2 separate regions of the Homo sapiens genome follow, and region 2 is linked to region 1. A link is an interaction called in ENCODE POLR2A ChIA-PET data of the cell type or tissue named here. Cell type or tissue: MCF 10A. All regions are shown on one strand. Each heading gives the region's core, and the rest is flanking DNA. Links, peaks and the distances in the headings are about the cores only.

Evidence for each region. Peaks named below come from ENCODE experiments on the same cell type or tissue, not always from the same donor. Only the 100,000 strongest peaks of a DNase experiment are listed, where the experiment ranks them.
Region 2: POLR2A ChIA-PET joins it to region 1 with 6 read pairs; 3 of 35 experiments call an interaction of 5 or more read pairs at or near these places.

What each region holds. Positions count from the first base shown.
Region 1 is chr6:85,400,040-85,408,627 of GRCh38, reverse strand. LINC02535 (long intergenic non-protein coding RNA 2535) reads left to right here and starts at 3,826. Exons shown (of 4, transcript NR_134633.1): 1 at 3,826-3,951; 2 at 4,254-4,373; 3 at 5,415-5,516. RefSeq lists an enhancer at 4,707-5,499. In MCF 10A, for the core only: no CTCF peak of the experiment used is centred there; DNase peaks (open chromatin) are centred at 3,757, 4,817 and 5,517.
Region 2 is chr6:85,512,217-85,520,804 of GRCh38, reverse strand. It overlaps SNX14 (sorting nexin 14), which reads left to right. Exons shown (of 29, transcript NM_153816.6): 22 at 2,757-2,797; 23 at 2,930-3,049; 24 at 6,176-6,299; 25 at 6,571-6,735; 26 at 6,910-7,005. Among named protein-coding and RNA genes, the nearest start is that of NT5E, 66 kb to the right of the region's middle. In MCF 10A, for the core only: no CTCF peak of the experiment used is centred there; no DNase peak of the experiment used is centred there.

The DNA.
Region 1 (8,588 bases), core at 318-8,317:
AGCCTGGGCAACAAGAGCAAAACTCTTGTCTCAAAACAAAAACAAAACAAAACAAAATGAAAAAAAAAAAAAAAAAGCCTGCCTCGTAAGTTCCCTAAAGCCTCTCCCAAGATCTGGAGCAAGTTCCCAAACTTGTTGGGGACTAGGGATGAGAGGTGATAATTGGTATAAGAGATATGAGTTGAGTGAATCCTCAAAGAATAAGTGGATCTGAGAGAGATGAAAAGAACAGGGAAGGGTGGGAAGGGGACCGTGTGAGCCGTATCAGGGAATGAGGGACATAGGATATGTGGGAGAAGCAACAGCTCCTCAGTGCTCTGGAGGATAAAATGTGAGCCCAGGAGTGGTGAAAGATGACACCAGCATGGCAAGCAGGGGCCAGAGCAAGGACCTTCCCCTGCCCTGTTAAGAGGTTTGCATTTTAAGAGGTAGCATTTCCACCATTGCCAGTTAGAAGCCCAGGAGCATTTGAAACTTCTGAGAAGCAAAATGATGTGGTCTGATTTGAACTTGAGTATCTAACCCAAATTTCCCTGGCCTCTCCAGCCTGGAGCACAGATGACTTAGTGATTGTATGAAGAGTTAGGAGACTTTCCTTCTGCCTTCATTTAGGCAACATTCATCGAACCACTATGTTTCTGAAAGTGTTCTAAGTGCTATAAATAAATAAATGATAGACCCTGCTCTAGTGGGGAAAGCATACAATAAACAAGCAAACAAATCCATGAAGCATTTTCAGGTAGAGAAGAGTTGCCCCAGTATGTAGCAAATGACGGTGGGCTTGAGAACCAGGGTGCTGGTTGTAGCGATGCAGCAGAGCCAACTGGGTCACTTGTCTTCTGCCCTGGGAACATGTCATGTCAACCTGTGCTGGCTAGGGGCAAAACCTCACACCTATCATGGTTATTTCTGGAAGACTCTGTGCCCACAAGAGCAGCATTAGCCAATGTAGGTGATCTGTAGGAGAGGGCTCAACTTGCAAGAGAAACATAAAATCCTCCCTCTATAAATATTTCTTCTCTTTTAAGTTCTTCCTCAGCCTCACCCACCAGGATGAGGTGATGACAGACTGGAATTGTATGGTCAAATGGGAAGTCACCAAAGCAGGGAGAGAAAAGAACACCATGGGCAGGAGAACACAGGAGCCACAGTTGCTGAGGCCTCAGGGATCACGTCAAGTTTGAAGAAGGGGAGCGAGTTCAAGATGTTTATGCTTTGCTAAGATTTTGGGGAGCAGTATGAGCAGAGGTAATTTTAGATACATCCTCTGATGGCAGGGTGGAGAATGATTTGAATTTCAGAGACACTGAAAACAGGGAGGCCAGTTAGGAAACTGGGGCAGTAGCAAGGAATGGAGGAGATCCAGGAGGGAAAAGATGAATGGAAATAAATGGAGGATTGAAGTCCCCATGTCTGTATGGGGTGGAAGGGAAGGTCCTATGGGAGTGAGGAAATGAGATGGATGAAAGTTAGGAGTTTGCCAGAGTGGGATATTGGGTATCTTACAGAAAACTCATGAGGAGGAAGAGTCCTGAGTAGTGGAAGATGAAAGATGTGGTTTTCAAGGTGGGAACCAAAGATGATGATGATGATGATGATGATGATGATGATGTGTGTGTCTGTGTGTGAGAGAGAGACACTTGCTTTTAGTACCACCAAGACGAAAGGCATGCTGGAAAATGAGATCATCACTTAGAACATGATCTGGCACGTAGAGGATAGTAAATCAACAAATATTCAACAAACATTTGTCAAATGAATAAATGAAGTGCTGGATCTCACATACCTACCTTTGGTAGAAGTTGTTGTGTTGACAGAACAGGCTGCAAGTCGCAGGCTGTGTCTGATCTTGTTTAATATGGGCAGAGAGGCTCTCTGATCCAGGTGCGGGCTGTCTCACGCCACTGAAATGTTTCCTACCCTCAGGGATGTGGCCTCAGGGGTTCCATCTCCTGTGGAATCCATTAGTTGCCCCTGTCCTTCCCATGTGCTTGTAGAGCACATCATTTGTCCCATCCACACAGTGTGTATCATGGGCTGACACATTCTCTAACTTGTTTTTCTAGGACTCAAAGGACTGGAAAAAAGCAAAATGGTCTGTGAAACCTGGGGCTTGCCCTGCTTGTAGGTGTATCACACAGTCCTGCTATAATTAAAGGGGCATTTGCATTTGCACATTTTTGCTGTGTCAGTCAGGGCCCCAGACAGAAACAGAATAGGATAACTTAAGAAGGGTTTAATCACTCCTTGCCTTTTCCTACAATGGCTAAAACCCCAAATCACAGGCAATAATGGGTAATGCATAAATGAACATATCACAGTCAGTGTCAGGGGGACTCTTAAGGTATTTCTATGCAAGGGAATATTATGCTGTCATTATGTTTCAAAAAAGTTTTTAATGTCATGGGAAAATAAGTATGATCTATTACACAAAAAAGCCCAAAGTTTCTATTTAATTTTGATCCCAAATTAAAAAGAGGTAGGCTAGGCTTTGCACAATAAACAGGCATTGTTTTAGAATTAAAAAGGAACAACATAGAAAAAAAGGTCTGAGCAAGAAGGGCCCAGGCTTGGGTTTTCCCCTTAGTACATTTTTATCAGCATTCTAGCCAGGATGAGATTAGGAAGTTGTCACCGGGGCTCTTTGGAAGTGATGAAGCTCCAGATGACATGGGACATGCTGAAGGTGGTTCCTAAGCTGGGTTTCGATCTAGAGTAGGGGGAGAATGAGGATGGGGCATGGCTCATGTGTGTGTAGGCTGTAACCCTCTGAGGGGAGAGGAGCCCTACCTGGCTCGCTACAGGGTGCTCCCTGCCTCTCAGAGGCACCCTGGGTCAGTGGTGCTGTGAGGTGCATTTTCATATTCCCCACAAAGGGGCTGAATGGGCTGGTGGTTTCTCTGTGAAGGAGTTTCTTGCTGAAGAGAACAAGTGGATAAAGTTGTGTTGGAGTGGGCAGTTCAGGTGGAGAAAGGCCAGAAAGCAGGAGGGATTTTGGAGGTTGTCTGCACAGAGCAGGGCTTCCCCAGCCCCCAGATTTCCCCAAGTCAGAATCAGGGTTGGCCCACAGAGGAGACATTGTCTGGTTAGAGTTGGGGCAGTTGTCCATCCTGGACTTTGCACAGGCATATCAAGTATTAACTTATTAAAACAAACACGCCCTTAGAAAAAGGAAGTTTTCAAACGTTAAACCACTTGGCTTTTAGCCTCACCTTTCTTCTGATTTGAGGCAAAGATGTGTGTGGTTTTTCCCTTAACAATAACTGATGTTTGTTTTTCTCTGCAAAGCTTTGTGGCTCCCCAGATCAGCTCTGTTTATTTTGAATTCATAGCCACAAGCTTGAATTGGACTGAAAAAACATTGAGTGCAATGACATTTTATAAATTAGCATCTGGAGGGATGTATTGTTTTATCTTAGAGAAACAAATGAAATTTCCTCTTGTAACTTGGTGTGAGTTTTCTCTGTGCCCAATCAAGACTGACACCTGTGATTCCCTTCCATCAACTCGGAAGCACAAATGAGCTCCTGTGTTCTGGTTTCTGAGAGCCCTTCAGCTAGGTTTGCAGTAAGATCTCTCTGGGCTGATACAAGCAAAAGACAGAGTGAAGTAACTGAGTTTATAGGATCCACTCAGATTATACTGTGACTCAGCTTCATTGCCCATCATTTTTAGGTCTAAGATTCATACAAATTCCGGAAGATTGAATGAAAATCCTGCCTCCGTCTGGGAGTATTATTTATTTGCATAGCATAGACAGGCCTCACACCCGATTTCCTGAAGCACTGCCAGCCAGCTTGACTCACCGCCCCCACAGTGATGCCCGATTCTTCCATCAAGGCTGGAACACAGGAGCAAATAGCTTGAACATACAAGGATTATATTGTTCCTTCTCTTAAAGTTACCTCTGTCATGCGCGTCCGTGTGAAGATACCACCAAACAGGCTTTGTGTGAGCAACAAGACTGTTTATTTCACTTGGGTGCAGGCGGGCTGAGTCCGAAAAGAGAGTCAGCCAAGTGTGGGATTATCATCAGTTCTTACATGTTTGGGGATAGGCGGTGGAGTTAGGAGCAATGTTTTGTGGGCAGGGGGTGGATCTCACAAAGTACATTCTCAAGCATGGGGAGAATTACAAAGAACTTTCTTAAGGGTGGGGGAGATTACAAAGTACATTGGTCAGTTAGGGTGGGGCAGAAACAAATCACAGTGGTGGAATGTCATCAGTTAAGGCTATTTTCACTTCTTTTGTAGATCTTCAGTTGCTTCAGGCCATCTGGATGTATACGTCAGGTCACAGGGGATATGATGGCTTAGCTTGGGCTCAGAGGCCTGACAACCTCCAGATTCAGAGTTCTTAACCTCTTTTTCCTGGTACATTGATAAAAGGTGCTCTAAGGACACACAGCCTCTCTTTGTTAGGTCCCTATTATCTTTCTTTTAAAACAAAAGTGGTTTAAGGGTAACATAAGCCATGCTATTTCCTAAAGCTGGGTCCCCCCCTGCTTTGACTTCTTTGACTTCATTCACCAGCCTTAGAAGTGGTCCGCAAGATTCATTCATTTAGGCAATAGCACGTGTGTCAAAACCGTGGAGTAAGGGCTTTACATTAAGCTGATTTGCCTTTTACCTGGACAAACACCTGAGCACCAACATTACCCACCTTGAATACTAATTCATAACATAATTCATAAACAAGGTCATACCTGTTTAAAGGCTTTAAGTGTTCATTTCAAAGCCACATACAACCAGGGAGTCAGCTGAACTAACTTCATGTCTTAAGACATTCCAGAGTGCTAATTTACATACCCAGTGGTATTTCCTGAGGATGTGATTCACTCATACCCAGCAGAGAGGGAAAGAGTAACATTTGAAAACATACTTAATGAAGGGTGGGTAAAACTCTATTCTTTCTGGCAAACAGTCTTATGGTGTGAAGTGGATATTTTTACCATTTCTCTTTGTGCCAAGAGATAGAGATGATGTTTTAGGGGCTGCAACTGGAGGTGTGAGAATAGCTTGTTCCTGCCCAGGCTGAGACTTTGAGGAAAGCAGAGACTTGCTGTTCAGTGAAGTCAGGGAGGCAGGCTCTTTTTGGAGTTGGAGATGTACATTCCTTGAATGTGACGATTCACAGCTAAAGCCACGTCTCTGTGCCTTGTTACAAGGCTGGCCATGGGGGTCTAGTGAAGCAGGAAGGGGACTTGCTTCAGTGACAGGCATCTGGTCTGCTGGCCTTCTCTTTCCTTGTCAAAGGCATGACACTCTAGTCTTCTTTACCAAGGACCCTTCCCTGGCTCCTGGCTCTAGCTTTGCTTTTCCTTCACAGGCACGGTGTTTTATTCTTTTGTTTAGAAAACATTCCAGCCTGTAGGTAACCTCTGTGCCATATAACCTTTTATTTCCTATGATTAGGAAGTTTGCTGAGGAGCCAGATGCCTTGTGCTGACTTGTCTATTTTGAAAGAGGCTGCAGAAACACTCGATTCCACCTCAACCCGGAATTCAGCTTTCTTAGGTAATACACATGACGAGGCTCCAATTGTTCATGTATTCATTCCCTCCCTTGCATATTCCACCAATATTTGGTAAGTGTCAGCTACGCGCCACGTGCTTACTGAATTATTCATTTGTGTGGAGACATCTTATTCACTAGAATTCTGGAAAGGACTGGAAAGGACAAGGGCTGGCCCATGGGAGAGAAGCAGGCTGAGGACAGGGCTGGACAGGCCTTCCCAAAGTTGCTGTGCAGTGGACAGGGTGATGGCTGGGCTAGGGCTTTTGGAGACCAGGGCCCGGGTATGGGGCTGGCTCTGCAAGAAAAATAGGAGAGCTGGGCCCTGGGTTGTCCTGTGGAAAGTACCCTTACCCCCAAGGTCACTCATCTTCAACCCAACAACCATGATTATGATGTGCTCACGAGACTGGCTTTCTTCTTGTGGAAAATAAGAGGGGTAGATCTTGCTTCTGGGTTGGTGTACAGTGGAACCCCTGTACAGAAGCTAGAGCAAATGAAGGTATCTTGATGTTACATCTTTCACAGGAAGAATACAAGGCTCATTCAAGATGGTGCAATTGGGAGACTTGAGCCAGGTTCACCTAATTCTCTGTGCCTTCTCAGGACAGAGGAACTAGAGAAAGTTTCCTCCTGTAAGCAGCACAGCCCCCTGGACCATGGCCTTGGCCCCTAGAGGCTTTTTCATGCAAAGAAAACTAAGGCTGTGGTTGTAGTCACAGAAGCAGGGTTTTGTCCTGGGGCAAGATGGGGCCTGGGTTTCAGCCTCTGTGTTGTCCCCTCCTCTGGGTGACTTTGAGCACATGTTGCCTATTTCACCAGTCTGGTTCCTATTAACCATTGGTAGACACTAGTAATCAAGGATGTGGCTCCAAATGTTTCCTGTGTGTCTGCCAACCAGCTGTAAAGTTGACCTTGTCAGGAATTCTGGTTTCAGTGTCTCAAAGAACATTATCTGTTATAGTTGTAGTCTGATGGCAAATAATAACATTTAATTAGTATTCAGTATCCCCTAAGTTCTATTTACAACAGTAGGAAAGTGGATTTCAGTTCCAGGTGGGAGTCACAGGGCATTTTCCTAACCTCCAGGAAGTTCTTCCTCTAGGAAGATACTGCTAATGAAGGAAGCAAATACAAATAGTAATAACAATGAATAAAAGCAGTTGTTTATTTAGCACTTAAACTGCACTGTCAAAAGAAAACTCTCATGACACGCACACTAGGGTCCTCATTGGTAGGGAAATGGTTCTCAGTTAACTGGCAATTAAGGGGAGTCAGGCTCCCTCAGAGACTGGAAAGTCTGGGTGAGCAACTGACTCGGCCCCTTCCCTCTAGGTGTGTCTAGTCTGAAAGTCCTCCAGGCTGGGATTGTTTGGAGGGGTTCACTTTCTTTTCCTGTATGTTTCAGTTCAGTCCCCAGCTAGGCTGTAACCACTTTGAGAGCAAGGACAGAAATGACTTCCTGTTTGCCCCCGAGGAAATAGAAAAGGACCCACAAGGTGAAAGTCTGCTGTGTGTAAGGGTCTGAGTCTATTCAGTGCAATATATACTATTTTATTCCTGAAGCAGCTGTGAACATATTTTTTTTAGTGGCCACAATTTATATTTTTAAACCTTTCAAAGGTCCTCACAGTTGCTGAGGATCACTCAAAACTCCCACTTGGATAGCGCTCAGGCCTTCCTGAGTCTGCATCTGGTACTAAACTTTGTTTTTGTTTTACTCTCTTTGTGCTCTCAGGTCCTCGTCCCTCTCTCTTCTGCTTCTTAAAAATGTACACAACCAAAAGGCCTGAGCTTGCTGGTTTTCATGTGGCTTTGAAAATTCTGTTCTTGGAAGGTAGCTGTAAAACTTGGGTACTGAGAATATTTGGCGCTACTCAGGCTGTTTTATATTTGTGAATAAAATTGGTAGGAGATCACAGTTTACCTAAATAAAGCTTAGTGCCCTAATCCAGTTTTTTTTTTTTTTTGAAAGAAACATTTTAGGCAGGAACAATTAAAAATTTTAATCCCAAGGAAACTTCAGACCTTTATTTTGTCCTGAAATAAATCTCACTGGAGATTGTCATTTTTGGTTTAGTTGTCAGTCTTGAGAATATACACAATCTTCCCAGAGTTGTTCCTATTTATTAAGCCCTCTTTCTGAGTAGGGCTCTGCACTAAGCTCTGGTCAAATTTTAATGCTTCATTGAAGATTCTGAGCCTGATCTGGGAAAGTTTGCTCTAATTTAAGGTGTTAAAGACATTGCAAAACAACATGACTGGAATTGATAAGAATTAATAAGCAATTCTGGCTTCTATTACTGCTCTTACCTTTTTTATTAGTTGATTTTAGGCTAATCTTATCATTATTAATGTGGAAAAATGTAAGATGCAAAGGTTGCCATTCCCCCAAGAAATTCCTGTGTGAATTCTGTAGCCTGATTAAAAATATTACATGTTGGCATTAAAATTATGGGCCTTTACTTTTACCACCCACGGTGTTTGGGAAAAGCAGTGAGGGACAAAGAGAAGTTATTTAGAATCACAGAGTTGTTTGTACTACCCGTGGTTCTCCTGGAATAACAGCTCTGTGGAAACATAAAGTCATGGTATTTGCAGGAGTAAAGAAAACACGATAGAAGCACAGATGGAATGGTTAGTTAGGTGGAGGGTCCCGGATGTGGGCTGTGTGAGTGGTTAATTACCTGCCTTTCTTGATTGGGCTTTTGGAAAACTTGACAAATTCCAAGTTGTTTTTCCAGCCTGAGGACTGACTTACTATTTAAACCTGGACAAGTCACTCTATGTTTTGTAAAGAATATTTGAGAAATGTTTGAGAAAGCTTCTTGATAGCTATTTGCTACATTGCCTTTTGTCTTTTACAGCAATACCCAGGGATTTCGACAGTCTCCCAAACAGAACCAGGGAGCAAAATAGCCATGATCTGTATTCTAGAACATTCCAGAATTGGTCCTTAAACACTGTGTAGTAAACGGGTTAAATAGAATAGTGGTATAAAAAGAAATAGGTGTAACTCTTCCAGATATGTGACTTTGTGTTGAGAAATAAGCAGTGTTTCTGAAATATTTATTT
Region 2 (8,588 bases), core at 323-8,322, 110 kb before region 1:
AGCAACAATGTGGATGAACTTTTAAAAATGTTGAATGAAAGAAACAAAACATGAAAGAATATATACAGTCTGATTCTTTTTACATAAACATCAAAACAGACCAAACTAGTGTAAGCTGGAAAAGTTTGAATAAAATTGTTAAAAAATCGTTGGGCGTGGTGGCTCACACCTGTAGTCCCAGCAATTTGGGAGGCTGAGGCAGATGGATCACTTGAACTTAGAAGTTCAAGACCAGTGTGAGCAACATGGTGAAACCCTGTCTCTACTAAAAACACAAAAATTAGCTGGGCATGGTGGTGGGCGCCTGTAGTCCCAGCTACTCAAGAGGCTGAGGCAGGAGAATTGCTTGAACCTGGGAAGTGGAGGTTACAGTGAGCCGAGATTGCACCACTGCACTCCAGCCTGGGCAACAGAGCAAAACTCCATCTAAAAAAAAAAAAAGGTAAAAAATAATATAGCATTGACTAGTTGCAGTGGCTCACACCTGTAATCCCAGCATTTTAGGAGGCCGAGGTGGGTGGATCACTTGAGGTCAGGAGTTCAAGACCAGCCTGGCCAACATGGTGAATCCTTGTCTCTACTAAAAATACAAAAATTAGCTGGGCGTGGTGGCGTGCACCTATAATCCCAGCTACTTGGGTGGCCTAGGCAGGAGAATTGCTTGAAACTGGCAAGTGGAGGGAGCCGAGATCATGCCACTGCACTCCAGCCTGGGCGACAGAGTGAGACTACATCTCTACTACTATTACTACTACTACTACTGCTACTACTACTACTACTACTACTACTGTATAAAAGCAATATTTCTAAATATATTTTATTTTTTATTCATTTGTATTCATTATGGTTTTTAGAGACAGAGTCTCACACTATTGCCTAGGCTGGAGTGCAGTGGCACAATCATAGTTTTTTTTTGTTTTGTTTTGTTTTGTTTTTTGAGACGGAGTCTCACTCTGTCACCCAGCTGGAGTTCAGTGGCACGATCTCAGTTCACTGCAACCTCCATCTCCCGGGTTCAAGCGATTCTCCTGCCTTGGTCTCCTTAGTAGCTGGGATAACAGGCGTGTGCCACCACGTCCGGCTAATTTTTGTATTTTTAGAAGAGACGGGGTTTCACCATGTTGGTCAGGCTGGTCTCGAACTCCTGACCTCGGGATCCGCCCGCCTCGGCCTCCCAAAGTGCTGGGATTACAGGCGTGAGCCACCACGCCCAGCCAACACAATCATAGTTCACTGCAGCCTCAAATCCTGGGCTCAAGTGATCCTTCCTGCCTCAGCCTCCCAAAGTAGCTAAGACTACAGGTACACACCAGCACACCTGGCTAATTTTTAAATATCTGTAGAGATGGGATCTCGCTTTGTTGCCCAAGCTGGTCTTGAACTCCTCAATTGATCTTTCCACCTTAGGTTCCCAAATTGTTGGACTTACAGGCGTGGAGCCACCCTGACTAGCCTCTAAATATATTTTATATGATGTAATCTGAAGTAATGTATATGGAACTAAATCAGTGAGTTAAATAATGCAAGTAGACATTTGGCTTCTGTCTATACCCACACCCCCACCCAAATCAATACATTTATTTGAGTCAAAATATTTAGTGTTTGTGTATCTTTTTATTGGGGGAAAAAAGTGAGGACAAAATATTTGGTTATATATGGCATTTAGGAGATTGGGTATTCCTGGTTACTGACTAGGTTTGATTGAAGAAGAAATGATCAGGGATGATCCAAGTTTCTATTTAAATAACTGGATGAATGCTGTTACTTGTTGGAATAGGGGATACATTAAGAGCAGTTTTGAACTTACTGAGTTTATAGAATCCAGTTGAAGTTTTATAAAGCAGGAGAGTCCAGGAGACAGGCAGAGATTAGAGATTTGAATTTTATTTGAAATCAGATTGAGCAAATAATTTGGCTCAGTAAGAACACATAGAAGACAGAAAAGCATAGGATGAAACCATATAATTTAAAGAACTTGGGAACATTCTAAGGAGGGGGTGTTATGAGAACCAGAAATACCAGAAATAGCCAAATGGGAAGGTTGGGTGGTTTGCCTGTCACAAAACAGTATTTTTATTCTTTATTATTAATGTCCCCTTCTATTGCCATAAATCTACTTTTTTCTGATTTGTTCAGAAAGCAGTTTAAGTTGTATTTATCAATTTTGATTGATTTTTAAGTCATTTCTAAATGCTGGAGAAAATCTCAAGATGTTTGATGTTTCAAATTAAGGGAAGCTGGAGATCAAGAAGTAATTTTGGCAAACATAGGATTTAGAATAGAAATTCTTAATCTAAAATTCAGAATATAAACTACTGAAATAGTTTTAAATATTGAGGCAGTTCTTAAAACTTTTTTTTGACTGACCTTTGCATATCTTTAGATACCATTATATATTCACTGTTACTGAAAACCCTTTGAAAATATTTCTTATAGAAATTTTCACAAAAGTAGACAAAATTATGTAATAAACTTCTTACTCAACGTTGTTATCAACCCTTGGCTTGTTCCATCCCTTCTCCCACCACTTACCTCACTGGATTTTTTTAAAGTAAATCCCAAATATTCTATCTATAAATATTTCAGAATACCATATTTATTGAAAATTTCCATGGAGTGTGAAATGGTCAATCATAAATACTTTTACAGTTTTAACTTGGCTATTTCGTATTTAAAATTACCTGGTTAAGTATTCATGTGAGCAATTATGAAGAGTTTTATGCCTTCCTAAAATAATGTTTTACTTTTAATTGCAGGGAAAATTATAAAATCTGTTCCTGGAAAACTAATGAAAGAGGTGAGTAACTGATTTATGTGTGTTCTATAACATGATAATCATAAACATATTTAAATATTGATAAATTTTGCTGGATTATGTACTAAAAATTACCTTTATTTTTTATTTTCTTACAATAATCTATCACCACAGAAAGGTCAGCATTTGGAACCTTTTATCATGAATTTCATTAATTCTTGTGAGTCTCCAAAGCCTAAACCAAGTAGACCAGAACTGACCATTCTCAGCCCTACTTCAGAAAACAACAAGAAGGTACTGCACATTGCATTAAAGAACTATTAAGTTTTAAGTTGCCCTACTTGAGATTACTTTTTCATTGTCGAGAGAATGAATACTTTGTTAATGAAATGGATTGAGCTATACATTTCCTTTATGTGGAAATCAGTTGAACGGTATACAGAGGGTATTGTGTGTAATTACTTGGTTCTTTGCTTTAATGTGGTAAATGTTTCTCTGGATACTATATTTGCAAACTGATGCCACTTCTGTATTTGGGGATTTTTAAAAGTGGTTTTCTTAGGTTATATGTCACCAACTTTCAATAATAAGAAATTAATTGCTATACTGTGTTTATGTTTATTGGATGGCATTACCTAACTTTCATGGCTTATAAAGTATTTTATCCATTCATTAAACAAACATTTTATTACATGCCTACGATTGAGTGCTAGGCACTGGGAATATAAGGATACATTCCTTGTCCTCAAGAAGGTGTTTAGTGCCAAGGTGTAGTGCCCAGCATGGGGAGCTATGGAAGCTCAGAGGACCTCTATCTTTTATTTTTGTTAATACTCTGAATGGTATCTTTAATATTATTAATGTTTTCATTTTATAACTTGTATATATAGATAGAAAATTTTTATTTAGTCGTCTTGCTAGACTTAACATTAGTTTTAGTAATATCTGGTAATTCTTTTATATTGACACAATTGTTGCAGATGATTGCAGTTTTGTTTTATTCCTGACTAGGACTGCTATATAGAAAGGAAATTGTTTAATTATTTCACCATCGAATAGTGTGGTGTAGCTCTTTTTGTATTAATAGATAACCTTTATAAGATTAAGGAAGTTGCCAGGTGCAGTGGCTCACATCTGTAATCCCAGCACTTCGGGAGGCCAAGGTGGATGGATCACTTGAGGTCAGGAGTTTGAGACCAGCCTGGCCACCTTGGTGAAACCCTGCCTCTACTGAAAATACAAAAATTAGTCAAGCGTGGTGGTGGGTGCCTGTAATCCTAGCTACTCGGGAGGCCGAGGCAGGAGAGTCGCTTGAACCTGGGAGGTGGAGGTTGCAGTGAGCTGAGATCGCGCCACTGCACTTCAGCCTGGGGGACAGAGCAAGACTCTGTCTCCAAAAAAAAAAAAAAAAAAAAAAGATTAAGGAAGTTTACATTCATGTTTATGGGTAGAATATAGCCTATAATTTTTCTTTCTCATTCTGTCCTTGTTAGGTTTTGGTATCAAAGTTTTATTAGCATTTTTTATTTTTGGTAGACTTTTTATAAATATTTGATAGAGTTGGTAAAGTCATCTAGGCCTCCAGTTTTGTTTGTAGGAAGATTTTTTATAACCAATTTAATTTCTTTAACAATTACAAAATTCTTCAGGTTTATTACTTCATGAGTCATGAAGGTTACAAAATATAACCTATTGAACTCATGCTAGGAATGCTAGGAATTTGTCAGGGAGAAAAATAAGAGAAGAGCTTATAACATGTAAAGGTGTTTATTAAAATATTGTTTACATAAGTGAAAAATTGGAAACAACATGAAATTCTAACATTGTAGGAATGATTATTTTAAGGAACATCTATTCAAGGAGTGTTTTGCAGCAGATGAAATTGTGCTTATGAAAACTATAAAGCAACATAAAGATATTTGATATGGTGCTAAATGAAAAAGTAGGATGTGATATTTTTTGAACCTCATTGATTTGTGGCTATGTATATAGAGAGTACAAGTTAATATACAAAAGTTTAATAGTAACACTATTAGGTGGTTGAGTTTTAATTTAAAAGTTTAAATGCCCCTTTGCTCTGTGTCACTTTATTTAGCCTTAGTGATTATTGTCAACAGATGTAATAAACTGTATATCTCTTTATTATTTCAACTTTTATTTTAGATTTCTGCTTAAAAATAATGCAAACCGTGCTGAAAATACAGAGGGAAAACAAAATTGAGTTGTTTTTCCCGTTTTCCAGACTTACTATATAATATCACTGTTTTTTAGTGAAAAAAAAAATTACACTGAAAATTTAAAAGAGTAGAGGGAATAATATATCAGAAGGGAGAGCCCTTTTCCTATTTTTTGGGTTGGGGAAAAATGTTTTAAGTATGTGTCTGTGTTAATAATATCTGACATAAGAGCCAATAGAATATATGGTCTTTGTTCTCAGGATACTTTTCTAGGAGGCTTTTAAAAAATTCATCTTCAGGTAAAATCGAATATACTTTCCTCCACAGTCTCCTTACTTCTCTTCCCTCTCCCCTCCCCTCTTTCTCCCTTTTCACAGAGTCTCACTCTGTCACCCAGGCTGGAGTGCAGTGGTGCAATCTCTGGCTCACTGCAACCATTAATTCTTAATATCTTGTTTTAGTTCCCCCCCACCCCAACATTGATTAGGCCTTTGTGGGCTTTGAATATTGTCCAAATAAATTTCACCTAACGCTGGATTTTTACCTCTACTTATAGTGATTTATAATCTTTAAATCATGTTAGTGTTTTTTTTTTTTTTTTTTTTTTTTTGACGGTCTTGCTCTGTCACCCAGGCTGGAGTGCAGTGGCACGATTTCGGCTCACTGTTACCTCTGGCTCCCAGGTTCAAACTATTCTCCTGCCTCAGTCTCCCAAGTAGCTGGGACTACAGGCACGCATCACTACACCTGGCTAATTTTTTTGTATTTTTAGTAGAGATGGGGTTTCACCATGTTGGACAAGCCGATTTCAAACTTGCGAGCTCAGGTGATCTGCCTGCCTCCGTCTTCCAAAGTGCTGAGATTACAGGCGTGAGCCACTGCGCCTGGCCTAAATCATGTTAGTTTTAAAGTTAGCTATCAATAATATATTTGTACATCTTTTTATGTTACTTTGCTTTTGTGGTATGTAAAAACAAAGGGGTCTTTAATGGATAATGAATTATCTACTGTAACTAAAATGAATATTTTAGTTTTTATGTAATATTTTTGGGGAACATGTATTTTTTATTGCAATTCGGGGCATAAATGGGGAATTTTAGAAGCATATATTAACCTATCTAATATTCTGTTTTGATTGGAAAAAGTTTAAATGCCTTTGCTGTGTGACACTTAATCCTTATTGATTATCGTCAGCAGATGTAATAAACTATATATCTCTTTATTATTCCAACTTTTATTTTAGCTTTTCAATGATCTGTTTAAAAATAATGCAAACCGTGCTGAAAATACAGAGAGAAAGCAAAATCAGAATTATTTTATGGAGGTGATGACTGTAGAAGGAGTCTATGATTACCTGATGTATGTAGGTAAGATCTAAGTGGTTTAAGACTTGTTTTTCATTCATCTTACTTCTTCTGTGATGCAAATAATGATCTTGAGTATTGCCCCATCATAACTGTCTTTTTAATTGAAGATACCTTTTATAATAATTCAATACGATTGGCCTTGATCATATTAAAGTTGCTAGTGTTTACAAATAAAATATTGACCATGGTCATTTGTGTTTTCTACATTGGCAAATTTCAAAAATACCAATTCATCTGGAACAATGAGGTATCCCATTTGATCCTTTCTCAGGACGGGTAGTTTTCCAGGTTCCTGACTGGCTTCATCATCTCTTAATGGGAACTCGAATCCTCTTTAAAAACACCCTGGAAATGTATACTGATTACTATCTTCAGTGTAAACTAGAACAGCTATTTCAGGAGCACCGTTTGGTCTCACTCATAACACTTCTCAGAGGTTTGTATTTTCTAATGTGTTTGTTTCATATTTTGTGTACTCTATGATTTTAATTGAATCTAAAGAGGAAGAAATCTTGTTTTGCTTTGGTTTATTAGTATTTCTACTATGAGGAAATCCTTTGTGTATAAATAGATGAAAATTCCAGAAATATTTCTTTTTACTCTTTTTTAGATGCTATATTCTGTGAAAACACTGAACCTCGCTCTCTCCAAGATAAGCAAAAAGGAGCAAAACAGACTTTTGAAGAAATGATGAATTACATTCCAGGTGTAATATTTAAGAAGTAACTTAATTTCATATAGATTAGCAGTCCGTTGAGGTCACAATGTATAGTAATTATTGAAGCTAATTTTTTACTGTGAGTTTTCATTTTACAAATAGTTGCAAAGATCAGTTAAAATTAACACACTAGTTAAATAATTCTTTCAGATGTTAGCACTAAGACTAAGATATTAGGACTTTAAGGCAAGGCTGTTTCTACTCACATAATAGCCAGATTCATTCAAAAATAACTTATAGTCAGACTGGTCAAAGTGACATGTGGGACAATTGAAGGCCTGTGTCCACGACACCATAAGAATAGCTCACTAGTGTGTATGATAAAAGATCAGAATTCATTCATTCCAAATTTATTGAGCACCTTCCATATTCCAGGCACTATGCAAAATGCAAGGCATATAAAAAATGCACTTGAGTAGGTCAGTCTAGCAGGAAGACAGGCATATAGACAAAACATACATGTGATAATAGAGGCATTTTCAAGTTACAGAGATATCACAAAGGAGGAGGATGGTCACCTCCTCTGTAAAGTTGGTAGGTTTGGGCCACTAAGGAAATGAGTGGTAGTAACCTCTTAACTGTGACGGGAAATAACAAGGAAGAAATGTCAAGGGATCAAAGCAGGTGATTCTTAGTTTAGAACATTTTGAATGAGAAGTGCCTATAAATTACTCAGGAGGAAGTGTCTGTTAAACACTTAGACACCGAGGTTCAAAAGTTGGAGAAAAGGTGGTATAGGATAGATTAGTAGAGATATGGGAGCCATGTGTGAGTAGATACTAAAGCATAGGGAGAAAGTATGGAGTAAGAAGAGAAAAGGGTGACTTCCAGTTTCTGGTCTGGCACATAAGAACCTGGCCATCATCACTCCATCCTAGTAACAAGCAAAAACCTGAATGAACTAAAAAAACTAAACAACTCTTAGATTCACCAGAGAGTGAGGTCATACGGCAAGCCACTGCCCCCCAAGGTTGGAGAGAATCATAGCTAGCTGCAGCAGAAACCCGTGAACTCAAAACCCCTGGAGAAGCCAGTGCTGAGCTAGGGAAACCTGAACTATAACTGACAAATTGCTACAGCCTTTTAAATCTCTTTTTAAGAGATTAAAAACTCCAGGGGAACCAAGTCATGGGGTTACCCATCCACATTTTTTTTTTTTTTTTTTTGAGACAGAGCCCCACTGTGTCACCAAGGCTGGAGTGAAATGACACGATCTCTGCTCACTGCAACCTCCGCCTCCTGGGTTCAAGCAATTCTACTGTCTCAGCCTCCCGAGTAGCTGGGACTACAGTCCTGCACCACCACGCCTGGCTAATTTTTGTATTTTTAGTGGAGATGGGGTTTCCCCTTGTTGGTCAGGCTGGTCTCGAACTCCTGACCTCAGGTGATCCACCCGCCTCGGCCTTCAAAAGTGCTGGGGTTACAGGCGTGAGCCACCGTGCCCAGCCCATCCACACTTTTTTTGTGAGTTTTACCTCCAGGGCCTTGACCAAGATCCCACAGTGAATATTGGAGAAAAATCCCCATGTGCTTCTGGCAAGGGGGCCAGAAGGGAACCATTTTGAAATACA